2 separate regions of the Homo sapiens genome follow, and region 1 is linked to region 2. A link is an interaction called in ENCODE POLR2A ChIA-PET data of the cell type or tissue named here. Cell type or tissue: PC-3. All regions are shown on one strand. Links, peaks and the distances in the headings refer to the core of each region. The heading gives the core; the rest is flanking DNA.

What was found. Peaks named below come from ENCODE experiments on the same cell type or tissue, not always from the same donor. Only the 100,000 strongest peaks of a DNase experiment are listed, where the experiment ranks them.
Region 1: POLR2A ChIA-PET joins it to region 2 with 10 read pairs; 5 of 35 experiments call an interaction of 5 or more read pairs at or near these places.

The regions. Positions count from the first base shown.
Region 1 is chr17:66,424,620-66,439,785 of GRCh38, reverse strand. The region is part of intron 2 of PRKCA (protein kinase C alpha); the gene reads right to left. Among named protein-coding and RNA genes, the nearest start is that of PRKCA-AS1, 15 kb to the right of the region's middle. RefSeq lists silencers at 1,989-2,189, 5,855-6,052. In PC-3, for the core only: no CTCF peak of the experiment used is centred there; a DNase peak (open chromatin) is centred at 7,715; H3K4me3 peaks cover 841 bases; H3K27ac peaks cover 1,305 bases.
Region 2 is chr17:66,265,499-66,280,664 of GRCh38, reverse strand. It overlaps the pseudogene RNA5SP444. Among named protein-coding and RNA genes, the nearest start is that of PRKCA, 30 kb to the left of the region's middle. RefSeq lists a silencer at 3,840-4,134. In PC-3, for the core only: no CTCF peak of the experiment used is centred there; DNase peaks (open chromatin) are centred at 4,904 and 7,394; H3K4me3 peaks cover 1,504 bases; H3K27ac peaks cover 5,456 bases.

The sequences.
Region 1 (15,166 bases), core at 3,332-11,331, 160 kb before region 2:
AAATAGTGCTTCTTGCCAAAACGAACATCAGCAAAAGACCATGCGCCATGACCTATAGTATCCTTTGACAAAATGCAGATAAGCAGAGACCCCAGGCACCCTATTTTGCAACTGTGGTCCTCTACAAACCTCCAACGTGAAGGATCTCAAACTGTAAAGCACAGAGGACAACGAGGAGCCCTGTAAGAGCTGCAGAGCTATTTGAGAGACACGTATTTTGGAAAAGGACAGTAATAGGCCAGCCTATGCCATTTGTGGAAATGGTAGAGCAACATAATTTTTTTCACCTGTATAATGTGGGTAAAAGGCCGGGCACGATGGCTCATGCCTGTAATCCCAGCACTTCGGGAGGGCAAGGCAGGCAGATCACAAGGTCAGGAGTTCGAGACCAGCCTGGCCAATATGCTGAAACCCTGTCTCTACTAAAAAATACAAAAATTAGCCAGGTATGGTGGTGCACACCTGTAGTCCCAGCTACTCGGGAGGCTGAGGCAGAAGAGTCACTTGAACCTGGGAGGCGGAGGTTGCAGTGAGCTGAGATTGTGCCACTGCACTCCAGCCTGGACAACAAAGCAAGACTCTGTCTCAATAAAAAAAAGAAAGAAAAGAAAAGTGGGTAACAGTAGTATTTAATGTAGTACAGGCTGTTGGGAGGGTTGAATGAAATTAAACAAGACACAGAATATAAAGCGCTCAGTACAGTGCCTTATGCACTGAGGTCTTCAAGAAATGTCAGTTACTGCTGACAATAATGATGACAGGCCATTATTCCTACCACTGTTGAGAGGGGATGTTTCATTCCCTGTTCTCCCCTCAATCACTGATATGGTTTGGCTGTGTCCCCACCCAAATTTCATCTTGAATTGTAGTTCCCATAATCCCCACATGTCGTAGGAGGGACTAGGCAGAGATAATTGAATCATGGGGGGCAGTATCCCCCATCCTGTTCTCGTGAGAGTTAGTTTCTCACAAGAGCTGATGGTTTTATAAGGGGCTTCCCCCTTCACTGAGCACTCGTTCATTCTCCTTCCTGCTGCGCTGTAAAGAAGGACATGTTTGCTTCCCCTTCCACCATGATTGTGAGTTTCCTGAGGCCTCCCCAGCCATGCAGAACCATGAATCAATTAAACCTCTTTCCTTTATAAAGTACCTGGTCTCAGGTAGTATCTTTGCAGCAATATGAGAACAGACTAATACAATCATCTTCTCTTTTTACTCTGTTTTAAATGAAATAACCGGTTCTTAAAAATAATGTTCCACGAATGCTCAAAGCCAACTCAACAGAGTTTTCAAACAACTTGTTTCCTAAAGCTCTCCATTATTCGAGCTTTTTATGGCCAGGAAAAAGCCCAGTTGGGTGTTCACAGGTTTGGGCTCCCAATCTCACACCACTCAACTCATTTCACAAGGGCACGTGTCCAGACATCATCAACTGGAAATATGAGAGCTACCCATGGCAAGAGACACTGAAATGCCGGAATTCGCCCTTTACCTACTGAGCTGCTTTGCTGATAGAGGAACTGAAAGAATACAGTTCCTCAGGACTGTCACTGCCAAGCAAGTGCGGGGTCCCAAGGTCACCAGATCCTTTAATCCTGCAGGTCTTTCTCAACCGCAGTCACACAAGATGAAGGGCAGGGAGAAGGGGGACCCGTTCAGAACAGAGACCCCTCAGCTCTTCTGCTGCCTGAGCCCTGTTCTTTCAGGACATTGTTCCCCATCCTCTTTGAGGGTTTGGGAGTTTCTCTTTTCCACACACACCCACCCCCCAAACCCCACCAGACTGTATAAAGGGCACAGTAGCACCTAGTCCAGAATCCTTGAGTATACTTGCAAAATCACTTATTTACTCCTGGTATCCAAATATGAAGAGAACCTGTTAAAAGGTATTTATAGACATAAGTGAGTTCTTAGAAAGGATGTGCAGAAAACTAAGCAGAAACAGAGACGGAGATGAGTTCACCTATGAGGGTTTGAACTGTCTAAGGAAATATCCAACTCATTTTTGCTAATCTCCAGTTTGAAGCCGCCCCCGCCCCACCCACCCCCCGCTCAAAAAAAAAAAGGAAACTTGAAACAACTACCCAGTTGCTTCTGGGACCCACAGCATCCTGACTCAGGTTTCTCTAGGGTTTCCTGTTCCTAAATTGTGTCTGCTCGGGGGACTGCCAAGCAAGCAGGCAGGTCCTCTGGCTCTGGGGCTCTGCTCCCACCAAAAGACACCCTATCTGTCAGTGAGAAAAAGCAAATTCTTTGTAAACTGTTTCCAAAAGTTATGTTTCCTGGGAGACAAGACCTCTTTAAAATAAAAGCTTTTTAAAACTCCCTGAGTTACTTCTTTCCCAATGCTTAGAAGCAGTATGAATAAGAAACTTATCATTTGAAAAACAAAACAAAATGCTGGAAGTTTCTTAAGGTTTGAGAAGCATCGACATTTATACCAGTCACAGGCAGATATTTATTATGATGGAGAAAACCTGTTCTCAGCCTGTGCCTTCCCCTGGATCCAGATTTCTCCACCACTGCACACATCTGCCCACCATTGTTTGCCAAAAAAGGTCCTCTCCACCTGCTCAGCAGGGCCTTTCTCCTCTGTGTTCCCCATGCTGCCAACTCCCTACCTGGTCTCCCACATGCATTCCTGCCTGCATTTGTATTTCTAATTTCTTGCCCTCTATTAGTTCTCTTTGTATAGCTTTTAAATTCTTAACTCCTGGCTTCGTTTGCTCTGCTGCCTCTTCTAAGCACCACTCCATCTTTTTCCTATAATCTCCCATCACGGTTCCCATATCCCATAAACTCTGGCTTCTCAATCATCCCACAGCTGAACGGCTCTAGCATGTTTAATAATATTCAAGCCTAATCAGTGGTACATTATGTTAGCCTCAATTTTCACTTAATTCTCATTGTATCTGACTTATACGACATCTTTAAAAAAAATTCTCCTTCCTCGGTTCCCATGACAACACAGTCTCTCGATTTGCCTCCTAATTCTCTGGTTATTCCATTGTCTGTGTCTTTCTTGAATTTCTCACTGTGCTCCCACCAATCCACAGAGGTATTTCCCAAGGCACAGCGTTGAGCTCCATTTCCACTCATCCTCCCTTTATCAAGCTCTGAGTTCACTCCATTAGCAAGATCCTTTCTTCTCAGACTTTCATCGTCCACCTCTCTGCGACTGATTCCCAAATCTAGACTTATCCTCACTCCCATAACTGGTTCCACACCTATGTCTGACTTTCAATACAATGAATATTCACCGTAATAAAAGCACTGGCATTCAGTGGGTACTTACCACACGCCAGGCACTGTTCTAACCATTTCACGTGTGTTCTCTCACTTAATCCTCGCCACCACCTTCTGAGGTAGGTGCTATTTTCACCCTCATAAATGGGGAAAACAGACAGAGGTTCATTTGGTCAAGGTTGCAAAAGCTAATGACTGGTAGAACCGGGGTTTGACCCAGATGATTGCAGAGTCCAGAATCCAAACTTCAGGGACATACTGCCTCTCCTCTCTTGAAGAGTGCTAAGACTTCCCCCTGCTAAGTCATTCATCTCCAGCTTTCACAAGATTTTCATTCAACATCAATGCCATCCAACCTCTTGATTCTCAAGCACTGAAGACTTGGAATTATTTTTCTTCACTCTTTTTCTTTACCATCCAATTATTGAACAAATCCTGGTAACTTTTCTCCATAATGCCTGAAAATGGGACCCCCCTTTTCCCCTGCCAGCCATCACCAGTTTCCACCCATTTGCACCATGGATCCACTCAGAAGCTGCAGTGGTTTCCTCTTGCCCATGATGACAAAGCTACTTTCCTTATCCTGTAACTTGGCCTCTCCAATCCTAACCTCACTACTAGGTTCAACAGAGCATGGGTCCTTCACGATGGTCATGTCAAACACGCAATCTCCTTTATTCTTAGCGCTATGCCTGCATCCACTTAACTCATGGCATCCTCTCTATCTGGAAACCTCTCTTCACATTTTTTGGCTTTAAGACACAGCTTAAGACCACCCCCCTCCCCCAAAAAGTCCTCCATGCTTGCTCATCAGAACCGCCCCATAGACTTCGCACTTCATGCGCATTGTTTTAAACACATCTTTTCACATTTCTTTTTGTCAGTGCTTTATATCTTCCCAATTTTATATAACACTTTTTCTCCCCACCAAATTTGCACACACCCACCTCTCCCTCCTCCCTCCCAGAGGCCTAGTCCAGGGCTAAGTAAACAGGCTACCTGCTTTTATGGAACATAGATACCTTATAGATACCTTTTGTAGGCGGCATCTGTGATTCCGTGAGTGCGTCTCGCGATTGCCAATAAGAACACAGCACACAAGCACCATCACACCCACACGACAAAACGCCGGCTGCACGGGACTGCAGCCTTATTGTCACAACATTTTGAGCTTTCTGACAACATAAGCTGCACTTACAAAGAAGTCAGAGCAAGGAAAGAAAAGTCTCAAACTGTGCTAGTTAGTTGGTCTAGCAAGGTACTGTGATAGCAACTTAAGTGGGGGAGAATCAGGAAGGCATTGGACAGAGAGGGCCAGGACGCAGTCCCCAGGCTGAAACCCCTGGATGCAGCACTAGCCCCTCTTTGCCCTCAAGCTTAGCAAAAGCGTCTATTGCATTCTGATTTCAAGCACATTAGACCCCATGGTAAAAGCCTGGCATTTGAATTTATTTATTTCATTCATACATCAAAGGTTACTCCCAAGAATACAAACAGCAAAGTAGAAATAAAGGTGAAAATCAGCATTAGGGAAAATGTCGATCAAACCAAAGAGTCAAGTTTGAGAAACAAGACTAATGTAAATATTCAAGCTAGGATTTCATGAGTGGTGATAGTTCTGTGAACATTAATGGGATAGTTACTGTGTTCTAGGAAGGCTCTCAGCCCTTGATGTTATGATTGTACTTGTTCCTCATAATAACCCCACAAGGTAGGTAGTAAATACTGTAGCCCAGGAATTGTTATTAGGACTGCTGGGGTGCTATCATTCTAACCCAGGCAAGAGAAGTTAAGCAAGCTGTCTAGGCCATGCAGCTAACAAGCCGAGGAACCAAAGTTTGAACCTGGGCAATCTGACTCCAAGGCCACATTCGGGGAAAAAAGGCGTGTGCCTAGGAACAAAGAAGCAGCTACACATCTGGCTCTGTGCTTCCAGATCACCATAGCAAAGGGGGAAATCGTCAAAATGCCAGCACCAACTACAGAAATGGGGAGCTTTGCTAAAACAACTCCAGCAGCGGTGGCTGGAATGAATTAAGCATCCTCCTGTTTCTGACCTCTCCCTGTTCACCCAAGGACAGGATCTATAAGCTCAGATCAGTGCATCATCCATGTTTCCCAAATCATCATTGAAAGCCATTGTTTTCCTTTCATTCAGGTCCCTCTTAGCACTGTGAGGCTCATGATGTCTTCACAAGGTCTTCAAACACTGCACTTGATAAGCCACATTGTAAAGTCTAATGAAGACGGGCTGTCTTCCATTCACACTCCCATCCTACCCCTTGATGGCATTAAACTGCCAGCCCCCATTAAAGGATGCTGCCTTCTCTCCCAGTTAAGCTGCTCCAAACCTCAAGACTCAAGCAGAAATAGGACCCATTTGCCCAAGAGTTCCTGCTGGCACCTGACAAGCCCAGGGTGACAGCAAGAGGCCCAAGAAGAGTGTGGCAGGAGAGAAAGAGCTCAGGCTGAGGGAAGCTAGAAGTCAGGGTCCATCCTGGCTCTGCTGCTCCTGGCTCAGGAGATTCACCTCCGTGCGCCCTACCTGCTCCATCCACAAACTGAGGAAGCCTGACCAGGGCAAGGCCTACTAATGAGGAAGACTGAGGGTCCTCAGGGAAACTCAGTTAACAACCAGGTGCCCAGGCCTCACTGCTGGAGGTTTGAGTGAGATGTTTCAGAAACTCCTCAGGTGGACTGGGTGCAGTGGCTCACACCTATAATCCCAACACTTTGGGAGGCCAAGATGGGTGGATGATTTGAGCTCAGGAGTTCGAGACCAGCGTGGGCAACATGGTGAAACCCAGTCTCTACTAAAATATAAAAAATGGGCAGGGCGTGGTGACGGGTGCCTGTAGTCCCAGCTACTCGGGAGGCTGTGGCCTGAGAATTGCTTGAACCCGGGAGGCAGAGGTTGCAGTGAGCTGAGAGAACACCACTGCACTCCAGCCTGGGTGACAGAGCAAGACTCTGTCTCCATAAAAAACAAAAATGAAAAAAACTCCTCAGATCAACTTCTGAGCTGGAGGAACTCAAGCTCCATCCCTGCTCCTTTAGCTACTCCATCCATAAACAAGCAAACACGCATCCTCACTTGGTGTTTCAGAGAAAGGAGAGCAGAAGAGGAAGTGGGAGGGATCTGCAATAGCTCAGCAGGGAGAGAGGCTGCTCTTGACTATGTTTATAGGAAACTTCAGTGGAGGTAATTTCATTAGAAGATGCCTCCAGGGCCAGGACCAGGGCCAGGGCCGGGGCCAGAGCTGGGGCCGGGGCTGCAGGGAAGCTCTGGGCCCTGGGGTTTCCTCCAGGGCACACACTACTGGGAACACATACACTGAGGTATACACGGCCTTCCAAAAGCATCCCAGCTATTGGAACACTTAATCTCTAGAGTTCTTGCTTTTAAAAAAAGGCAGTGAGGGTATATCCAAACTAGGAGGCAGGGATTATTAATTCTAGCTGCCACCTTCTGGTTTTCTGAACTACCTCCTTCCCCCCGGCTAACTGCACACATCAGAGTCTAGTTTTGGACACTTAACCTTCAGTAGCTCACACCTCACAAAGAGCCTGGCTTCACAAGCTGCCCTCTCACTTACTGAAAGGTCTTAGGTTGGTACAAAAGTAATTGCAGTTTTTCCCATTAAAAAAATAGCAAAAACCACAATTACTTTTGCTCCAACCAAATACACAATAGGCTGACTGCAAAGGTGGGGGTTTTGGGGCTTTATCAGTACTGATGGGTCCTGTGCTGACTTAGAAACAAAATCTGACCTGCTCAGTGCACTGGTGGTATCACTTATTCAATCAACAAACAGCAACTACAGACCTACTACATGCAAAATACCAAAGAAACTCACAAGAATAAGGCCCAGTCCCTGGCATCAAGACTCTTAAGATCTCAAGAAGTGACAAGGCCTAGGTTCTCCAACTGGCCAAATACAGGAACTTAGAAAAGCCCCATGACCTCCCTAAGCCGTAGTTTTCTCACATATTTAATGCAAATGAAAATCAGACCCCCTGAAAATAAAATATTATCAGGGAGGAAGATTAATCACCACAGGGAAGATTCTCCCTGAGGGTCTCTCCTGAAGCTTTGTCTGAGAAAACATCAAAAAGCGTATGTGGAGGAAGAGTGTGCTTGGGGGAAGTAAAGGTGGGGGAATGATCTGTAGTCATGGTAACAAGAAACTACCAGTTTAAGAATCAATGACAGCTCAGAACCAGTACACGGGCTTCTGACATCCCCATGCTTTTGTCAACAGCTGATCAACAAGGCACTCATCCAAGGACCCTGCTAATGACCTCTCACTCCCACCTCTCAAAGCCTGACCAGCCTCGAACTTCACGCTTCCCAAGATCCTAAACAAGATCGGCTCCCAGCTTTGCTGAGGAAAGCTGCCACTGAAGAGAGCTCTGCTTCTTACTTGCATGAGTAATAAATTTACCTTGTTGTTGCAAATTTTTGGCAATGTTCTCTTTCTTGAATATGAGTCACTAAAACATTCTCCCCTTCCTTTCAGGGCATGTTTCAGCCTAAGGATAAAAAAAGGGAACGGTCTTGAAAGTGCTTTGGAAATGCTGATTTGAAATGAAAAAAGAATTAGGATGCGGGGGGAAATTATTACTGGTTTTCCATGGGACGGGTCCTCAGGTTTACCCAGTGCCAATTTGGCCTTGCTTCAGACATAATTCTGCTATACTTAATTATTGGCTTTCAGTGAAGATTAAAAGCTGCAAATGATGTGCGGAAGAGGGACAGAGCTGGCAACCAGGGTTGAACTACTAATGTGTCCAACTCAGGAATCAATTCCATTTAGTGCTAAATTCTTAGTTTCAGAAGGAATTTAAGAGTAATACAATGGAGGGGAAGGGCATGTGTGTCACTGATGAGCATGGACTTTGCTGGAGCGCAGAGGGGAAGCGACAGCTACCCAGAGTGAAGCTTTCTCAGCCAACCTCTGGAGAGCAGAGACTAAACTTCTGCAATATTTCTGATGCAACCAACTTTATTCTGACCAATTTGGATCATGAGCCACAGGAAGAAATGAAACTCAAATTATTTGTCCTGCAGACAAATGAAAACATGAGGCCACCTTTCCTGAAGAAACGTGCTTGTTCCATTAAGAAAAGTATGAAAAGATCAGAATGACCCAAGAAAAGAAAAAAGCAACAAGATGAATTCATTTCCATGACTATTGTCCGGCACAGCTGCACTGAACTCATTTGCATCGCTATTAAATAGCCCTAATAAATATGAATATTGCGCAACATAAAGCACGTAAAAGGTCCATGTTTGAAATATCTAAAAGTATCAAAAACAATAAACCCAGTAGCCCAAGGAACTTCAAATACATTGTTATTCTTCCCATCAGAAGGACAGTAAATTAGTGGACAATTATGAGAAGAAAGTAAGCATTCTGAAAGCTAGTCATTAGTGGTACACAAACAAGAATAAATTTTCCAGTGTGAACAATAAGGGCTGGCTGTGATTTTATTACAAACTGGAGGCCCAAACCATGCTTTCAGAAAGCAGTTTCACCCCATGAAGCAAATTAACACTCCACTTTTCCTTGGGGCCTGTGATTTCCTTGGAAAGCCCTCTGCCAGTCAGTAAGTGGGACTTTTCCTCTCTGCATGGAAGGTAAAGGATTGGTTGGAGGAACTGAAGTAATCAGCAGTAATCAAGCTACAGTGCTGGGAGCCCTGGCCTAAAACAGCCGTCTTCAACTCTGCATCCTATCACTTGGCCATTTCCTAGTGCCCCAGAAAGTCTCCTGAAGGCCACCTTGCTCCTCATCTATGTGGACAAAGGCAAAGGAGGAATGGTAGAGAAGGGCAAATGAACCTTGTCCTGCAAGTTCTCTGCACCATGAATGAAAATCAAGCACTAATGGAGGAAGATCTGTAAGGGTTTCAATCTGGAACCTCTTTGTGGCTCAGTGCACCACAGGGCTGGCCCCCTAAGGACCTGCATCAGACCCATGCCCCAGATTTAGGCTTCAACCCTGAGAGAGAGAGACCACCCCTTAAGAATAGGGGAGGAACACAGCAGATGCCTCAGATGGCTTACCACGAACCCAAGCACAGGTTTTGACTACAGGGAGACCTCTGTCATGCCTCTGGTCCCAGGGCCATGACTCCAGATACTGGCTCTTCCGGAGCCATGGCCCTGGGAAAGGAGGCATGGCAGAGGTGTCCCTGTAGTCAGCTGGGGGCTGAGGCTGCAAAAGCTGATGATGCCGGATGGGCACCACACTCTGCCCCCTGTATTCGGTGTTGCCCCCCAGAGCCTAGAGGCTCCAGGGACTTGAAATGGGGAAAGGCGGGAGACTGTTCTCTCTCCGCATGGATCCGCTCAAAGCCTGAAGAGGAACCTTGATGGAAAAGGAGGATGAGGGCCAGTTCCCAGCAGAGCAGGGAAGAGCTCATCAGGGGCTGTGCAGACAAAGAAAACGGAACTTTCATCCAGAACCACCCAACAGATAAGTACATCTATAATTTTCTCTATCATATAAAGAGTGTGTAGCTCAGGAGTCCTTGAAGGGTGCAGAGAAAAGCAGTATTCTATCACACAGACCACAGAGATGCTGGTCACAAGCCTAAGCAGATGCTTACATCCATGAACCCAAATCTGCTAAGAATAAAGGTTTCACTTCAGTAAAAGGTCTTAAAGCAATCAGAGAACTACATAAACCACCACTCCCAGCATTCCTATAGTAACTTCTTCCTATCCGTCACATTAATTCTCTTACCCAATGTATACTCTCATGAAGATGGACTCTACCTTTGCCTAAATTTTGCAGGGAGGTACAGGCAGGATTGGGGGCAGGGAGGATAGGGCAGTGAGGAGAGAAGGAACCAGATAGGCGGTAGCTTCCCTCTATGAAAAGAATCAGCAGTTGGACCTTAGGTGAGGAAGTTACCTCAGTTTCCTCATTTGGAAAAAAAAATGGACTAGATGCAACTATCACTAAATCTCTTCCCAGCCCTAATATTCCATGCAATGTACATGCAACCCCTCACTACTAACTGGTTATTAAATGATAATCACAAATCAAACCACAGTGAAGTAGAAAACTCTCACTTCCCAGAGCTGTAATGGTACAGACTGAGGTTCTGTTTCTAAAAATCAATTTCAAACGTTAAATATATCAAAACCCATCATGAAAAGAAAGTAAAACCCCATGTATGCATTCAGACACATGTATTACGTTCATGAAACCCAACGATATTAAAGCTAAGTTGTCAATCTTCATTTTGGAAGATGTTTCTACTATGCGGAGCTTGACTACTGAAGCAGCCTTAACACAAGTCTTATAAAATTAGGAGTAAAGCACATTTATTTAACACATATTTATGAAGCATCTACTAGATACCAAGCACTATGTCAGATTTTAGCTGAACAAAACCAGACACAGTCCACACTCTCAAGAAGTTTGGATCTGGCGGAAGAGCGTGAAAAACTACCACAAAAAGAAATCTCCTGCTGACAAAAAAGGTGTTCTTTATCACCCCCAAAGATCTTCCAACTACATTTAAAAATAAGACAATTTATCTCAAACTTTACCTAATACTTTCATGTACATTAATGGCTCTTAAACGTCTTCAGGTAGTATATGCTTAAGTACGAGTTTAAATTTACAGTGACTCCTTCAATGATCCTTTACTCTCTATTTCATCAAAATTAAGTATCTGCAGCAGGCAAGGAGTAGCAGCCTTCTCCTTCAAGATTTTCAGGCTGGGCGCGGTGGCTCACACCTATAATCCCGGCAATTTGGGAGGCCAGAGTGGGCGGATCACTTGAGGTCAGGAGTTCGAGACCAGCCTGAGCAACATAGTGAAAACCCATCTCTACCAAAAATATAAAAATTAGCTGGGCATGGTGATACATGACTGTAGTCCCAGCTTCTCGGGAGGCTGAAGCAGGAGAATTGCTTAAACCCAGGAGGTGAAGGTTGCAGTGAGCCAAGATTGTGCCACTGCACTCTAGCCTGGGTGACAGAGCGAGATTCTATCTCAAAAAAAAAAAAAAAGAAAGAAAAATTTTTCAGCTTAACTTTTCTGGACTATCTTTTTCAACTTTCTTGAAATGTCTTGTGCAGTTTCCCTTGAATTCTAATGTGATTTCAACTGGTTTTATTCCCCCTGAAGTGATCAAATAAATCATCTTTGGTTCATGCTGTCTTCCTTTGACATCTCACCTGTTCATTAGTATTTTGAAGACAGCTCGATATCGGTGCTGGAATCCCTGCTTCCTGCAAAGGCCTATGGATTCGACCTTCTCTAATCACACATCCCTGCCATCAAATCAATCTATCAGGTTTCTTTATCCCTGTTGACTCTGGCACAGCAGTGCCTACAACCTTCATGCAACATCAGCCACAGAGAGTGGAATCGAAGTGAATCACGTGAGTCGGGCAATTACTGTGTAAAAGCACCATTTACGATGAGAAAAAAATCATACAAGTAAGGGGCTATCAGTCAAACCATTATACATGAGGGTCTCATATATACCTTAAGTCTTTGCTCAGTACCAGCACAGCAGAGGTCAGGAGGAGGAATCACAGAGGCCACAAAAACAAGTTACATGGGATGCATTTTTGCCTAACTTTGTCCTCGTTTGGAGCAAGTCAGATTAAACATTAACTTTCATAATCTAGGACCATCAAGATGCATCCTAGGTTCTCAGGTGAAATATCTGAAACATTTCTTTTAATTTATGCCAATAAATTGATCTTCCCACTCATTCCCTTTTTAAGCACCTGCCATCTTGGCTTTTCACCACCACATTGAAATTGCAACAAATCTGCACTTGATGTTATAAATCCCCCCATACTTAGAAACTCTTTCTTAACTGCTTTCTGTGATATGAAAGTGAATCCCAAATGCACATCTTCAGTCCTGACAGCACAACAGCTCTAGAAAGCCCTTGCCTACAGGACAATCTCCAGTTAAGAGGTACAAAACAAGGCCAGCATCTTAAACAGGCTTTGGCTACAAATAAACAGAAAACCTAACTCAAAATGGCTTAGACCAGAAGTGAACAAACTTTTTCTCTAAAAGACCAGATAGCAAATATTTAAGGCTTTGTGAACCATACTGTCTCTCTTTCATAACTACTCAATTCCACCACTGCAATGCAAAAGCAGCCACAGACAATATGACATTGCTGCATGCCAATAAAACTTTATTTACAAAAAACAAGTGAGGCCAGGCATGGTGGTGCATGCCTATGATCCCAGCACTTTGGGAGGCCAAGGCGGGTGGATTGCCTGAGCTTAGGAGTTCAAAACCAGCCTGGGTAACATGGCAAAACCTCGTCTCTACGAGAAATACAAAAATTAGCCAGACATGGTGGCACACACCTGTAGTCCCAGCTACTTAGGAGGCTGAGGTGGGAGGATCACTTGAGCCCGGGAGGTGGAGGTTGCAGTGAGCCAAGACTGCACCACTATGCTCCTGGAAGACAGAGCAAGACCTCGTCTCTTAAAAATTAAAAAAAAAATTTTTTTTTAAGTGGCTGGTGTCTCATGGACCATAGTTTGCCAACCCCTGCCTTAAACAATAAAGGTTAATAATCTTACAAAAAGGTCTGAGGCAGGAAAACCCCAGGGTTAATTAATTTAGCCACTCAACCACCTACGAAGTTCCTGTTTCCTTCTGCCAGCTTTCCTCATGGTCACAGGATGGCTGCCACTGCTCCAGGAGATACATGCACGCATGGCAACATCCAGCAGCAGCTGAAACAACCTCTTCTTTGTGTCCCTTTTTAGGGTAAAGAAACCTTTCTCAGAAGTTACCTGCTCACTAACAGGAATCACATGCCCACCCTTGAAGGGTATTCCCACGACTGTCTCAAAGCAGTCAGGATTTACCCAAGTTACAAGGGCAAGGGTTGGACAGTTGAACAAAACGGGGGTTCTTGCAGCACAGGAAGAGGAATGGCTCTGGTGTAGATAGTACTGGTGCCAGCAGATGGTGCTACAATAATCTTCCTCCTCAAACCACCTCCCCTCTGCAACCACCCAAATCTTTTAACGTTTCACTTACTCCTTCCTGTCTTCCTGTCTGTTTACTCCGCCTCCCTGGACCATTGACACAACCTGAAATCTTGCTCCTGTATAATCACTTTGCACAACACAGGCTGCCTAACCTTTATGGTCAAACACCACTCCCAAGTTGTCACTCACTAGTGTTTCTCCTCAAAAACTTACAAAAGTTCCTATAGATGATGAAAACCAATTCCTCAGTCGGGCAGAAGGGCGTGACTTCTTGCCAACCTTTCCTTCCCCACCCTACACCAGCACTCCCCACTCCAGCTGGACTGTCTGATCATCGTTCCCCGAATATCCTGGTTCATGTTCACCTCTATCCTAGACTTTCACTCTTGCTTCCTTCCTAACCTGAAATGCCCTATGTTCCTGCAAATAATGACACTTTTCTCATTTTCTAATGCTGGTAGACACAGAAAAAGTAATCCAACGTAGACAAAGGAGGCCTGGGTGTGACTCCTAGCCAGCTCGGCCATTTGCTGCTACATCATCCCTTGCCCAGACAGGGACTCACTGTGCTCAACCACAAAGCATGGTCACGGAGGGTAATTCACAGGATCACTACCAGGACGAAATATGTGTGGTGACACCATACCTGGCATGCAACGGCTTCCTTCCTCCTCCTAACCGGCACCACCTCTAAGAATCCTTTTAACACCATTCCTGCTTCCACAATTTAATGCCGTTTGCATTGGGGTTACCATGTCGCACATACCTTAGAGTTCTTGAAAGGGTAAGATACACGCAAACAAATAATATGCTAACTGAATCGCTGGGTTTCCAAAAAAAAGACACAACACATTCTTTTCTAAGATCGCTAAAATCGCTTTCCATGCAACACTGTTTAGTTTCAGAATCAGGTAAACAGGTCACAGGAACACCATTATTTTTCTCTTCCTACCAGGTATTATGAATATACCTTCAAATGTGATTTTTTTCATGAGACTGCCACCCGACACATTTGACAATGAAAACAAAAGGCCTCAAACAACAGTTTGATATGGAATTGAGAGATTTTCTCCAGACAATAAGCAACAAATAACAATACTCTATCACAGCACCGTGGGGAAGGCCTGGCCTGGGTGGGCAGGACAGAAAAATACCAAACCACACACAGAACAAAGTGAGGACAGTAAGCCTGAGCAGTGCGATCAAATCTGTCAGAGGGCTCGGTGGTTGTAGCCTTGGAGGGAGAGGTCTGTGGATGTTGGTGGAGGTGGGAGAAGAAGGGTCTCGCAGGGATGCGGCCTGTCTGAATTAATCACGAAAAGAAAAGAACTAGCAGCATTCAGTGATTCTGAAAACTTTGGCTACGTTTACTCAAAAATTGTGCAGCTTCTGGGAGCGACAGGACCAACGACTATTTCTTGAATGTTCAAATATGAGCCAGACTTTACTAGACTCTTCTATATAGCAACAGTATACAGGCTGGGCACGGTGGATCATGCCTGTAATCCCAACACATTGGGAGGCCAAGGAGGGTGGATCGCTGGAGCCCAGGAGTTCGAGACCAGCCTGGGCAACACAGTAAAACCCCATCTCTACTAAAAAAATACACACACAAAAAAAAATTAGCCAGGCACGGTGGTGCAGGACTGTAGTCCCAGCTACTCGGGAGGCTGAGGCGGGAGAATCGCTTGAGCCCGGGTGGTTGAGGCTGCAATGAGCCCAGATCATGCCACTGCATTCCAGCCTGGGTGTCACAGCAAGACTCTGTCACAAAAAAAAGGCGGTGGGGGTGGGGGGAACAGCACAGAAACCTATCAATGCATTCCTTACATTGTGCATAGACACATTAAGACAAATTCAGAATATTTATGGATCTTTCATACATTGATTTTTCCAGATTTGGAAGACTTCCATCCCTA
Region 2 (15,166 bases), core at 2,607-10,606:
TTGGGAGGCCGAGCCGGGTGGATCACGAGGTCAGGAGTTCGAGACCAGCCTGGCCAAAATGGCAAAACCCCATCTCTACTAAAAATACCAAAAATTAGCCGGGCGTGGTGGCGGGCTCCTGTAATCCCAGCTACTCGGGAGGCTGAGGCAGGAGAACCCGAGAGGTGGAGGTTGCAATGGGCCGAGATCGAGCCACTGCACTCCAGCCTGGGTGACAGAGTGAGACTCTGCCTAAAAAAAAAGAAAATTAAATTTTTTCTTTACAGGCGTGAGCCACCGCGCCCAGCCAAGAATATTAATTTCTTTTTCTTTTCTTTTTGAGACAAGTTCTCACTCTGTCACCCAAGCTGGAGAGCAGTGGCGTGATCAGGGCTCACTGCAGCCTTGACCTTCTGGGCTCAAGTAATCCTCCCACCTCAGCCTTCCGAGTAACTGGGACTATGGGCAGCCCTGATCATGCCTAGCTAGTTTTTTGTATTTTTTTTTTTTTTTTTTTTTTTGTAGAGACAGAGTTTCACCATGCTGCCCAGGCTGGTCTTGAACTCCTGGGCTCAAGCAATTCATCCGCCTCAGCTTCCCAAAGTGCTGGGATTACAGGTGTGAGCCACTGTGCCCGGCAAATATTAATTTCTTAATTGACTCAGTGGCCACTCTGTCCTGAACTGCCACTCTGGGCCCTTATTCTCCAAAAGCTGCACTGTCATGGGTGTCAATGGCACCCCCAAATCAAAACACTTTACCCCTAAGCTACAGGCTAGAAAACTATATGGTAACTCTGGTTTCTAGTTATGCTGGAATGTCCTACTCTTTTATTGAGACAGGACTTCCTAGCCAGCTTTGCAGCCACTTTACATTTATCAGGCCCTCCTTCTTGGCAATGCTTGTATTTTCTAAACCAGCCTCAGAAAAACAGGAGATCCTCCATAAAATAAAGTCTCAAGTAGACCCATAAGTATGGGACCAAGAAACCCCTTGCAAAGCAATACATGCTCAGCCTGTGATCATCTCTTTTTTTTTTTTTTTTTTTTTTTTTTTGAGATCGGAGTCTCGCTCTGTCGCCCAGGCTGGAGTGCAGTGGTGCGATCTCGGCTCACTGCAAGCTCCGCCTCCCGGGTTCAAGCCATTCTCCTGCCTCAGACTCCCAAGTAGCTGGGACTACAGGCGCCCGCCACCACGCCCGGCTAATTTTTTTTGTATTTTTAGTAGAGACGGGTTTCACCATGTTAGCCAGGATCGTCTCGATCTCCTGATCTTGTGATGTGCCCGCCTCAGCCTCCCAAAGTGCTGGGATTACAGACTTGAGCCACTGCGCCCAGCCGTGATCATCGCTTTAAAGACAAAAACAATTTCCCATGCAAGAGCCAATATGCCCTCAAACCGGAAGCCAGGTGAGGACGCCAACCTTTAATTGAGAAGTTTTTAAAACAGGGCCTCCTGGTTCCATGTCAGTCAGTCTCTTTGTAATACTCCTTCCGTCCCTGTCCAAAAACCAAATGCAGAATAATCATCTAGTTCAAGACTTAGGAGCTATTAATGAGGTTGTAATTACCTTACATTCTATAGTGTCAAATCCTTTTTAATTACTTATTTATTTTTTTGAGACGGAGTCTTGCTCTGGAGTGCAGTGGCGCAATCTCAGCTCACTGCAACCTCTGCCTCCCAGGTTCAAGCAATTCTCCTGCCTCAGCCTCTGGAGTAGCTGGGACTACAGGCACGCACCACCATGCTTGGATAATTTTTGTATTTTTAGTAGAGACGAGGTTTCATCATGTTGGCCAGGCTGATCTCGAACTCCTGACCTCAAGCGATCCACATGCCTCGGCCTCCCAAAGTGCTGGGTTTAGAGGCGTGAGCCACTGCGCCCAGCCCTATAGTGTCAAATCCTTATGCCATATTTACCCAAATACCAGAGACACCAATTGATTCACGATATTAGATTTCAATAATGCTTTATTTTGTATCCTTTTACACTCTGACTCTCAATTTTTGTTTGCTTTTGGGTGGACTAATCCTGAAACTAATTTTACCCAGCAGTACACCTGGATAGTACTGCCTCAGGGCTTTAAGGATAGCCCTCACTTGTTCAGAAATGCTTTGCCACAAGAATTAAGAGAGTGGCCGTGTGCATGGGCTCACACCTGTAATCCCAGCATTTTAGGAGGCTGAGGCAGGTGGATCACGAGGTGAGGAGATTGAGACCATCCTGGCTAACATAGTGAAACTCCTTCTCTACTAAAATACAAAAAATTAGCCAGATGTGGTGGCACACGCCTGTAGTCCCAGCTACTCCGGAGGCTGAGGCAGGGGAATCGCTTGAACCAGAGAGGTGGAGATTGTAGTGGGCCAAGATAGAGGCATTGCATTCCAGCCTGGCAGCAGAGCGATTTTCTGTCTCAAAAAAAAAAGAGATAGATTCATTCTTTGATGTTATACATTATTATTATTATCTGTTTTAATATTAGTCACTGTTGTACAGAAACCAGCCAGTTATTGATCAGGCGACTACATGATGGGAATAGAATATTTGGGAATAAGATAATTAAAATAACTATGGGCAGTCCTATTATTGTAGGGGTAATGAAAGAGGCAAATGGATTTTCATTCATTTTAATTCTCAAGGGGTTTTGTTCTTCTATGATTAGAACTTTTCTTAGCATTAGGTTTGCACCGCAGTTCTGATAAATTTCCATCTTTTTCCAGGAATCTTCATGAATATTCCACCCCTTAATTCAATAAACCCATAAATGTAGGGACTCCAAACCCCATTGCACTTGCACTTCCCTTTCTTAAGTGTGTAATTCTGCCTTTGCAATAAATCTCTGTACTTTCACTGAAAGAAAAAAAAAAAAGGTCTCACTCTGTCACCCAGGCTGGAGCGCAGTGGTGCTATCACTGCTTACTGCATTTCAACCTCCAGGGCTCAAGCCATCTTCTCACCTCAGCCTCCCAAGTAGCTGAGACTACAGGCACAGGCCACCATGCCCGGCTAATCTTTTTATTTATTTATTAATTTTTTAGAGACGGGGTCTTGCTATGTTGCTCAGGCTGATCTTGAACTCCTGGCCTCAAGCAATCCTACCACCTCAGCCTTCCAAAGTGCTGGGATTACAGGCATAAGCCACCACACCTGGCCATGATAAAACTCCTTTTTGTCATGGAGAAAATCCTCAGTGCTCCACGCTCAGCTGCTGCATGTTCCAGAGCTTCACTTCTCCCTCCCGCAGTTCAGCCTTTGGCCATTTCATTCCTCATTAGCACCTTCCCTGGGAAGAAGAACAGAGAGAAGCTGGAACTCAGGTCAGTCAATTTTGCTATTAGTAACTGTTGCCAAGATTGAGTTGGGGAGAGGAAAAGAAGCAGTCAAAATAAAGGTTAGGAATTATGTGTATATTTTTATAATACAGCTGTCTATTTCTCTGTCTCTCATTTCTCTCTTTTTTTTTCTTTTTTTTTTTTGAGATGGAGTCTTTCTCTGTTGCCCAGGCTGGAGTGCAGTGGCACTGTGTCAGCTCACTGCAAGCTCCACCTCCCGGGTTCACACTATTCTCCTGCCTCAACCTCCTGAGTAGCTGGGACTACAAGCGCCCGCCACCACACCTGGCTAATTTTTTGTATTTTTAGTAGAGACGGGGTTTCACCATGTTAGCCAGGATGGTCTCGATCTCCTGGCCTTGTGATCCGCCCGTCTCGGCCTCCCAAAATTCTGGGATTACAGGCATGAGCCACTGCGCCCAGCCCTCATTTCTCTTTACTGAAACATCTCTGTAGAAAAGTCTGGGTCCCATGTCTCCACTTCCTCACCCCCACTCATTGCTTAACCCCACTCCCAATCCAGTGTTCTGCTAGGTTTGTCTTTTCCAAGGCCATGAGTAATCTCTTGGTTGCCAAATCATAGGGCCTTTTCTTATCTGTGTGATATTGGAATGGCTAACCTTAACACTCACTGTTCAGATTGCCAGCTATGCCCTTATCTTCTGAGAATACTTGTTGTCTACCCAACTCCATTTTCCCCTTCTGCTTTGCAATGCTTTTCTAGGGATATGTGCCCATCTAAGATACTACACTCCTAAACTCCTTTGCAGCTGTGACCAGTGAGATATGAGCAGGATTATGCACAGAGAGAGGCAGCCTAGAAAGCCATCAGCCACTTCTTCTGGCGGCTTGGACAGGATCCTGACTGTAGCCTCCTTTTTCCAGCCAGCCAGGGCTTTGGAGGCCTGAGATCATTACATCCTAATGAAATTTCCTTTTCCCGAATACAGCTGTGGTCTAAGCAGCCTCCTGTAGAATAAGTGTTCTGGGAGGCTGCAGCTATACCTTTGGGGGTCCCTGAGAAAGGGAACGGGAAATTCATTTGGGAGAAGAGGGTTTCTGTGTGAAGCATTGAGAATGATCCTTGGTTGTTCTTTCTGGTGCAAAGAGTGACATATCGAGAGACAACAGAGCTGTAGGGGATAGGGACAGGAGCCCCACCTAAGCACCAGCACGAGCCAGGCTGGAAGGGGGACCTCTTAGCTTGAGCAGCTGGAAATGCCCAGGTTCCTGCTTGTGCTTAGAGAATTGGAGGAGATTGGAGTGAGAAGTGCTCTGCAGAAGCCTCTGGAAGTCAATCTGACACCTCAGCGGAGGATGAGAAGCAGGCCCCATCAGGAGGACGGGTGGGACTGGGGTGGGGTGGGGCTGCATGGGAATGATTGTGCGGCGAGTAGACGAGCCAAGTAGGAAAAGATCAGCAAGTTGTATAAAGGCCACTGGGGAATACTCCTAGTTAGAGTGGGGGACCTTGGGCACAGTGAGTCACTGTGGCATCACACAATCCTTGCTGGTTTTGTTTTCTCAGTGACACATCTTCCTGATACACTGTGGTCACTCTACTGGCTAGTCTGCAAGTGGTGCCAGCTCACTGAGTCATCTACTGGAAAGACTGTCTTAGGCACGTAATACCTTGCAAAGATAATCTGCACTGCTGTGGGGTGGTCCATAGGGCTCAGATGAATTCCTGAGACTTTGGGTAAATCCTATTCTCTTCTGAGCCTCAGTTTTCTTAGCTATGAAATGAGAGTGGGATTCCACTTATGTGAACAAAGGCTATTGGCTTTGTTGTAAGGACTAACGAGGTGATATATTTATTTCTTATTTTTATTATTTTTATTTTATTTACTATTATTATTATTATTTTTTGGAGATGGAGTCTTGCTCCGCCGCCCAGACTGGAGTGCAGTGGCACAATCTCAGCTCACTGCAACCTCCACTTCCTGGGTTGACACAATTCTCCTGCCTCAGCCTCCCAAGTAGCTGGGATTACGGGCACATGCCAACATGCCTGGCTAATTTTTTTTTTTTTTTTTTGTATTTTAGTAGAGACAGGGTTTCACCACGTTGCCCGGGCTGGTCTCGAACTCCTGAGCTCAGGCAATCCGCCCACCTCAGCCTCCCAAAGTTCTAGGATTACAGGTGTGAGCCACCATGCCTGGCCTGTTTTTATTTATTTTATTTTTGAGACAGAGTCTCACTCTGTCACCCAGGCTGGAGTGCAGTGGTACGATCTTGGCTCACTGCAACTTCTGCCTCCCAGGCTCGAGCAAGCCTCCCACCTCAGCCTCCCCAGTAGCTGGGATTACAGGCATGCACCACCATGTCAGGCTAATTTTTGTATTTTTGGTAGAGATGGGGTCTCACTATGCTGGAGTTGGAGAACTCCTAGGCTTAAGCAATCCTGCCTTGGCCTCCCAAAGTGTTGGGATTACAGGCGTGAGCCACCATGCCAGGTGAGGTCTAGAATTTGAGGCCAGCCTGGGCAACATAGTGAGACCCTGCCTCTACAAAACACTTTAAAAATAATTAGCTGGGCATGGTTGCCTATGCCTGTAATACTAACTACTCAGGAGGCTGAGGTAGGAGGATTGTCAGAGCCCAGGAAGTCCAGGCTGCAGCCGGATGATGGAGCAAGACTCTGTCTCTAAAAAATTTTTGTAAATAGGCCAGGCGCAGTTGCTCACGCCTGTAATCCCAGCACTTTGGGAGGCCGAGACGGGCAGATCACGAGGTCAGGAGATCAAGACCATCCTGGCTAATGCAGTGAAACCCCGTCTCTACTAAAAATACAAAAAATTAGCCAGGCGCGGTGACGGGCACCTGTAGTCCCAGCTGCTTGGGAGGCTGAGGCAGGAGAATGGCGTGAACCCGGGAGGCAGAGCTTGCAATGAGCCGAGATCGCGTCACTGCACTCCAGCCTGGGTGACAGAGCAAGACTCCGTCTCAAAAAAAAAAAAAAAAATTGTAAATAATAATGATTTAAAAAAACATTCAGGCTCTTTCTGATACTTATGCATGGTCTAATGAATTCCCTTTCTTCTTGTTTGTGCAATGGCTGTCTCTAACACAAGGTTTAGACTTTTGAATACTTTTTTTTTTTTTGCACAGATACCGTTTCTTTTTCTTGTTTAGACACAGGATCTTGCTCTGTCACTGTCACCTAGGCTGGAGTGTGTAGCTATCACAGCTCACTGCATCCTCCAACTTCTGGGCACAAGGGATCCTGCCACCTCAGCCTCTTGAGTAGCTGGGACTACAGTTATGTACCACCCAGGCCCAGCTACACTTTTTAAAGAGATGGGGGTCTTGGTACATTGTCCAGCTGGTCTAGAACTCCTGGACTCAAGCAGTCCTTCTGCCTTGGCCTCTCAAGGTGCTGGGGTTGCAGGCATGAGCCACTGTGCCCAGCTTTTTGTTGTTGTTGTTTTGTTTTCGTTTTGTTTTGAGAGACAGGCTCTATCTCTGTCTCCCAGGCTAGAGTGCAGTGGCATAATCATAGCTCACTATAGCCTTGAATTACTGGGCTCAAGCAACCCTCCTGTCTTAACCTCCAGTGTAGCTAGGAATTTAGGTGTGTGGCACAACACCTGGCTGATTTTTAATTTTTTTATATAAATGGAGTCTCACTATGTTGGCCAGGCTGGTCTCAAACTCCTGGCCTCAAGCAATCCCCCTGCCTTGGCCTCCCAAGGTGCTGGGATTACAACCTTGATCCACCATGCCTGACCAGCACAGATAATTATTAATGATTGTTTCATACTCCAGATGTCAGCTTGCTTTGCAAAAATGTAGCAGTATCTATTATGTTCTTTGTAAAGATACGAGTAATAAAAGCTCACACTGCAAAATTTTCACAAATGTAATTTCATTTATTCTTCACCAAAGCCTTATTTTGTGGATCAGAACATTGAGGTTCACTGCCATCATGACTGATTTTCTAATTGTTATGATATCCTTCTGGAAAGGTGGGGTTTTTTTTTGCTGTTATCGTACATCTCAAGGGCCTTTAATGGGATGAGTGACTCACTGTAAAGTTTGTAAGTTGGGTGACTTTATCACTGACATCCCTCAGGAACAGCCACAAGAAGTAAATGGGGGTGGATTTTTAGTGTTTGCCACTGACACATTCTTAGTTTTAGCCAAAAAAAAAAAAAAAAGAAAAAGAAAAAAAGAAAAAGCTAAAGCAACTCATTACACAAGAATGCCGCCCCGTCTTGGACTCTCCTCTTCAACAAGGATGATTCCTGCCCTGTAAAATTACATTGTAAGAAACGTGTCAAAGATGAAAAAATTTGGAAGCATGTTCAATCAATAAGATTGCTGGAAAGCAAATGGAAATTACATTCTATCCAGGGAAAAGGAGAGCCAGCCACCTGCCAGAAATGGAAAGTTCACAGGACTGAAAAATAGCATCTGGCTTCCTTTGCAGTAGAATGTGGAGCCAAAAAGATACTTTCACTTAAAGGCAGTTAGGAAATTACCAGTTTGCTGTGAAGAGCACTGACCAGAGGGTGGGGAGAGGTGACAGAGGACAGCCACTGGAATCGGAGGAACCTGGCTGCTGATCTGGGCTCCTTCACTTCTGGGATAACCCCAGGCAAATTATCAACCTCTCCGGGCTGTTGTGGGAATTAAACAGAATAATGCATACAGGGCCCCTGTTAGCATCATATGCATCTAACATGCTAGTCCTCTTCCTCCACCCGTTGGGATCACCTTGTGACTTTCACCTTTTTTTGGTTGCTGTTGTTATTTGGTTTTTCTTAGTTTACATCAGACACCTTGTGCAGTGGGCGCCATCTCCCTTTATGGAAGGTGAAGAGGCCTCATGCTTCTTGCCTCTGACACGTGAAGAACAGGAACACGAACAGGCCTGAACTCTTATGCACTTTCATATCTTTTTGTTTTTTTTTTTTTTTTTTTTTTTTTTGAGGCAGGTTCTCACTCCGTCATCCAGGCTGGAGTACAGTGGCACAAACTCGGCTCACTGCAACCTCCGCCTCCTGGGTGCAAGCAATTCTCCTGCCTCAGCCTCCTGAGTAGCTGGGATTATAGGTGCCTACCACCATGCCTGGTTAATTTTTTTGTATTTTTATTAGAGACGGGGTTTCACCATGTTGGCCAGGCTGGTCTCGAACTCCTGACTTCAAGTGATCTGCCTCCCTTGGCCTCCCAAAGTGCTGGGTTTACAGGCATGAGCCACCGTGCCTGGCCGAACTTTCATATCTTCATTTGGATTGCCTGAAAGCAGAACAACAGGCAAGGGCATGGGTGTCGGGAGTTTATTTTGGGAGTCATCCTAGGGAGCAAGGCTGTAGGAGTGAGGAAAGTGAGATGTAAAAGGAGGTGGCAACAATGAAGGCTGTCTTGCTGAGCTTCTCAGTGTGGACACTGGAGCTCCATCCATCCTGTTGGGGACCATCTGATGAACAATATAGAATGAATCTCACAGTTACTCTTAACGGAAGCCTAGAGCAATTTCACTCCTGGTCATGTACCCAAGAGAAATGAAAACATATGTCCACACAAAAACTTGTATATGAATATTTATAGTAATGCTAGTCATAATAGCTAAAGGTGGAAACAACCCAAATATGTCCATCAACTGATGAAGGGATAAATAAAATGTGGTATATCCATACAGTGGAATATTATTCAGCCATAAAAGGGAATGAAGGTTTTTTTGTTTTGTTTTGTTTTTTTGAGACAGAGTCTCGCTCTGTCATGTAGGAGTGCAGTGTGTGATCTTGGCTCACTGCAATATTCACCTCTGGGTTCCAGGGTTCAAGTGTTTCTCCTGCTTCAGCTTCCTAAGTAGCTGGGATTACAGGAACGCACCACCATGCCTGGTTAATTTTTGTATTTTTGGTAGAGACGGGGCTTCATCCTCTTGGCCAGGCTGGTCTCAAACTCCTGACCTCAAGTGATCTGCCCACTTCAGCCTCCCAAAGTGCTGGGATTACAGGCATGAGCCACATGAAGTTCTGATACATGCTAGAACATGGGTGAATCTTGACAAGATTATGCTAAGCAAAAGAAGCCAGACACACAAGACCATGTACTCTATGGTTCCATTTGTTTGAAATGTTAACAACAGGGAAATTTATAGAGAAATGAAGTAGATTAGTGGCTGCCTAGGGATGAGAGGATTAGGGGAGTAGGAGGGTGATAGCTTAAAGGGTTTGTTTTGGGCATGATAAAAATGTTCTAAAATTAATTGACTGTGGTGATGGTTGTACATTTCTGTGAATATACTAAAAAAATGGAAGTTTACATTTTAAATAAGTGAATTATATGATATAATGAAGCAGGATTTTTGTTTTGTTTTTGTTTTTGTTTTAAAGGAGGGGGACTGGGGCACTGAGTGAGGATAGACTCTGGAGTGTGTTAACTCTCCCATCACTTCTGGGCTGCAGACTGAAAACTGAGTGAATTCCTTGGGGTTCAGCCAGAGAAGCAGTGGGTGCTTTAGGTGGAAGACTCAGCATGCCTGCACCTAGCTGTGGCCACAATGAGAGGCAGCCTGAGAAAGTGTGGTCAAGGGCACCATGAATGTTGGCTGTACTCCTCCCTGAACATTGCATCTTAAGAGAGGGTCATAAAGATGTAGGAATGAGAGGAAGATTATTGCAATATGATCCAGCAATCCCATTTCTGGTTATATACACCCCAAAAGTTGAAAGCAGGGACTTGAAGAGATATTTGCACACCCATGTTTATAGCAGCATTATTCCCGATAGCCAAAAGATGAAAGCAACCCAAGTTATAGATTGATGAATGGATAGACAAAATATGGTATAGACACACAATTGAACATTATTCTGCCTTAAAGAGGAAAGAAATTCTGACCTACGACATGGATAAACCTTAAAGACATTAGGCTAAGTGAAATAAGCCAGTGATGAAAGGACAAATGTTGTGTGGTTCCACTTATGTGAAGTACTTACATAAGTACTTACACCAGTACTTAGTACTTATACTAAGTACTTACACCAGTACTTAATGCTTATACTAAGTACTTATACCAGTACTTAATACTTATACTAAGTACTTACACCAGTACTTAGTACTCATACTAAGTACTTACATCACATCAGTACTTAGTACTTATACTAAGTACTTGCATCAGTACTTAGAATAGTCAAATTCATAGAGACAGAAAGTAGAATGGTGGTTACCAGCAGCCGGGAGAAGGGGCAAATGAGGAGTTAGGAGTTAGAATTTAATGGATACAGAGTTTCAGCTTAGGAAAATGAAAAAAATCCAGAGATAGAGGTTGATGATATTTGCATAACAATGTGAATGTACTTAATGCTACTAAACTGTAACTTTAAAATGCTTAAAACATTTTTTTTTTTTTTTTTTTTAAATTTATTTTTTTATTGATAATTCTTGGGTGTTTCTCACAGAGGAGGATTTGGCAGGGTCATGGGACAATAGTGGAGGGAAGGTCAGCAGATAAACAAGTGAACAAAGGTCTCTGGTTTTCCTAGGCAGAGGACCCTGCGGCCTTCCGCAGTGTTTGTGTCCCTGATTACTTGAGATTAGGGAGTGGTGATGACTCTTAAGGAGCATGCTGCCTTCAAGCATCTGTTTAACAAAGCACATCTTGCACCGCCCTTAATCCATTTAACCCTGAGTGGACACAGCACATGTTTCAGAGAGCACCGGGTTGGGGGTAAGGTCACAGATCAACAGGATCCCAAGGCAGAGGAATTTTTCTTAGTGCAGAACAAAATGAAAAGTCTCCCATGTCTACTTCCTTCTACACAGACACGGCAACCATCCGATTTCTCAATCTTTTCCCCACCTTTCCCGCCTTTCTATTCCACAAAGCCGCCATTGTCATCCTGACCCGTTCTCAATGAGCTGTTGGGCACACCTCCCAGACGGGGTGGTGGCCGGGCAGAGGGGCTCCTCACTTCTCAGTAGGGGCGGCCGGGCAGAGGCGCCCCTCACCTCCCGGACGGGGCGGCTGGCCGGGCGGGGGGCTGACCCCCCCATCTCCCTCCCGGACGGGGCGGCTGGCCGGGCAGAGGGGCCCCTCACTTCCCAGTAGGGGCGGCCGGGCAGAGGCGCCCCTCACCTCCCGGACGGGGCGGCTGGCCTGGCGGGGGGCCGACCCCCCCCCACCTCCCTCCCGGACGGGGTGGCTGCCGGGCGGAGACGCTCCTCACTTCCCAGATGGGGTGGCTGCCGGGCGGAGAGGCTCCTCACTTCTCAGACGGGGCAGCTGCCGGGCGGAGGGGCTCCTCACTTCTCAGACGGGGTGGTTGCCAGGCAGAGGGTCTCCTCACTTCTCAGACGGGGCGGCCGGGCAGAGACGCTCCTCACCTCCCAGACGGGGTCTCGGCCGGGCAGAGGCGCTCCTCACATCCCAGATGGGGCGGCGGGGCAGAGGCGCTCCCCACTTAAAACATTTTTTAAGCCAATGGCTTACTGCACAAATAAAAAAACGCTATTAAAAAAGAAGGGGGAGAGTCATGCTGTCTGTGCAGCCCCTTGCTGGGCTTCCTGCTCCCACACCTCCCTTGGCTCTGCCTTTTCCAAGCCTGATTCTCCAGCCTTCTCGAAGAATACATGAGCTCCCTGATTTCCTTCCAGTGCATTCCTTTTCTGCTCACGTTTGCCAATTACTCGCTGTTTCTTGCAACCCAGAACCCTGACTCATCCACATCTAGAATAGAATTGGCAAAGCAGAAGTTTCAGGTTGTTTTACACTATAGCCATTTATTAACACAAACCCTAGGGCCAGACTTAATATTATAGATGGGACTGTTTTTAGACAAGATTCAGCTTTTCTTAACAGCTAAAAGGAATTAGGTCCAACTGATGATTCAGGAAAAGTATGTGCTGTGAAGTGGCTTCTTAGTGGGGTGGGAGTGGCGTTGGGTCCGCTTGCTCTCTTTCTGCCGTCTTCATAAACACATTCTCTCTGACTGCAAGGCTACCATAGCCATCATTGGTTGGCAGCTCTGTCTTTTACCCAAATATGCTGATGGTAATAAAAAGGAAAGGAGCCATCTCAGCCTCCGACCCTCCCACCTAAACCAACCCTGGGGCTTCACAGCAGGATCAGGGAGATTTATTAAAAGGAGAAAAAAAAAAAGAGTTGCCAACCTAAGTTATACTCGCCATTCTCCACTCGCTCCCATCCCTGAGAAGGAGAGGCCAGTATGGTATGTGTGAAGACTCATTGCAGGGGCAGGTGGGGCAGTTCTGTGGAAATAACCAAATGGGAGCAGTTAGAAGGAGTGTGGGAGGCAGAAACTGACCAGAGGGGAATTGACTGCCCCTCAAGCATGTATGAGCACACCCTGTGCATGAGGTCCTTTCAGTCAATGAAGAGAACCTCTATGGGGCTATCATTGTCACCCCCAGAGCAGCAAAGCCTGACATACAGAGACCATGTCTTGGCAGGGACCAGAGCTTATCCGTAGCATCCTGGAACCCAAGGATCAACTTGAGAGATGCTGGGATCATGGACGAAGGCCTTAGCTCAGCCCCTGCCCCACTTTTCTCCCATCCAAGTACTAACCAGGCCCGACCCTGCCTAGCTTCCAAGATCAGACAGACGGAGAATGTTCAGGGTGACATGGCCATAGACAGCTGGGCCACTTTTCTAAGGCCACAGGAGCCCAGGGACTTTCTGACCAAGTGGAGGAGGAGTGAGTGACAGACTCAGGAATCTATGAGGATTGAACTTTCTGCTAGTCATTGGGTAGGAGCCCAGAGCAATTGAAATTTGATTTTGAGATAGAAAGTAATAGAACCTTTGGTGCACCAGAATTTATACTCAGCACATAACTCTTCCACTTTTCAACTTCCAGCTTTCACTGCAGTCTGTAATCATACCTCAAGTCAGATGCCTAATTCTCTTCATTGCAGAAGCAACCTCTGTAAGCAAACGCTGTACAGTGGAGCTATGTTACATGTTTTTTGTTTTTGTTTTTGTTTTGAGATAGAGTCTTGCTCTGTCGCCCAGGCTGGAGTGCAGTGGCACTATCCTGGCTCACTGCAACCTCTGCCTCCTGGGCTCAAGTGATTCTTCTGCCTCAGCCTCCCGAGTAGCTGGGACTACAGGCATGTGCCACCACTCCTGGCTAATTTTTGTATTTTTTAGTAGAGACAAGCTTTCGTCATGTTGGCCAGGCTGGTCTCGAACTCCTAACAAGTGATCACCCACCTCGGCCTCCCAAAGTGCCGGGATTACAGCGTGAGCCACCGTGCCCGGCCCTGTTTTGTTTGTTTGTTTGTTTGTTTGTTTGTTTGTTTGTTTTTGTTTGTGTGTGTGTGTGTGCATATGTGTCTGTGTGTGTTGCTTTTGTCTTTTTTCAACTATTACTTTAGGTTCAGGGGGTACATGTGCAGGTCTTTTACATGGGTAGATTGTGTGTTGCTGGTATTTGGTGTATAAATTATTTCATCACCCAGATAGTGAGCAGAGCACCCGATAGGTAGTTTTTTGACCCCATTACATGTTTTCGATTAAAAGAAGTTTAATCTGAACTTGACCCAGGTCTAAAGCTATGCTGCAGTCTCCTTGTCATCTCTTTCTGGTTACTTTCCGTCTTTGATTTTTGTGATTATTAATTTTACGTATCAACATGACTGGCCAAGTAGGGCCCAGATTCAACATTATTTCTGGATGGGTCTATGAGGGTGTTTACAGAGGAGATAAGCATTTGAATCTGTGGACTCAGTAAAGTAAATTGCTCTCCCCAATGTAGGTAGGCATTGTCCAATCCACCAAAGGCCTGAATAGAACAAAAGGCAGAAGGAGGAGGAGTATGCTCCTTTTCCCCTGTCTCTCTGCGTCAGCCAGAGAATCTCCTCTTCTCTCCTCTTCCCCTGCTCTCGGAGCGACTTTTCCATCACCAGTTCTCCTGGTTCCAGGCCTTCACACTCAGGCTGAATTATACCATGGGCTTTGCTGGGTCTCCAGCTTGCAGTTGGCAGATCGTGAACTTCTCCATAATTGCATGAACCAATTCCTCATAATATTAGCTTGGTGCAAAAGTAATTGCAGGCCAGGTGCAGTGGCTCACACCTGGAATCCCAGCACTCTGGGAGGCTGAGGTGGGCAGATCACTTGAGGTCAGGAGTTCATGACCAGCCTGGCCAACATGGTGAAACCCTGTCTCTACTAAAAATACAAAAAACATTAGCTGTCTGTAATCCCTATAATCCCAGCTACTCCGGAGGCTGAGGCAGGAGAATCACTTGAACCTAGGAGATGGAGGTTGCAGTGAGCTGAGGTTGTGCCATTGCCCTCCAGCCTGGGTGATAGACTGAGACTCCATCTCAAAAAAAAAAAAATGAAAATTATTGCAGTTTTTGCCATGAAAGTAATGGCAATTATTTTTGCATCAACCTAATAAATCCTATATATAAGCAGAATGTTACTGTTAGGTTTGTGTAGAGAACCCTGATTAATACAAACCTTCAACTGATTTTTGCTCCCAAGTTAGGGCTGCCCTCTCTTTCTTAGCCATGTGGGGAACTTCTGGGATGTTAGGACCATCTCTCAGGTCTCCCATCAAAACTCCTCACTCAGCTACTTGAACTACTCTTGGGCAGTCAGGGCAGCCAGAAGTCCCTAGCGCAGTGGTCCTCAAACCTGGTAATGCCTCAGATTCGCTTGGAGCAAACTAAAAATACATCCAGATCCTGAACTAATGCCTGACTAAATTGTAGGCTCCAGGGACGGGACCAGGTGTCTTTAGTTTAATAATTGTCTCAGGCAGTTCTGAAACACAGCAGGGGATGGAAACCATTGTCTCGAGCAGAGCTTCTCAGACTGCCAACTTCCTAACCCCAGAGGAGAATCAGCCAGGAGTCCCTGGAGCAG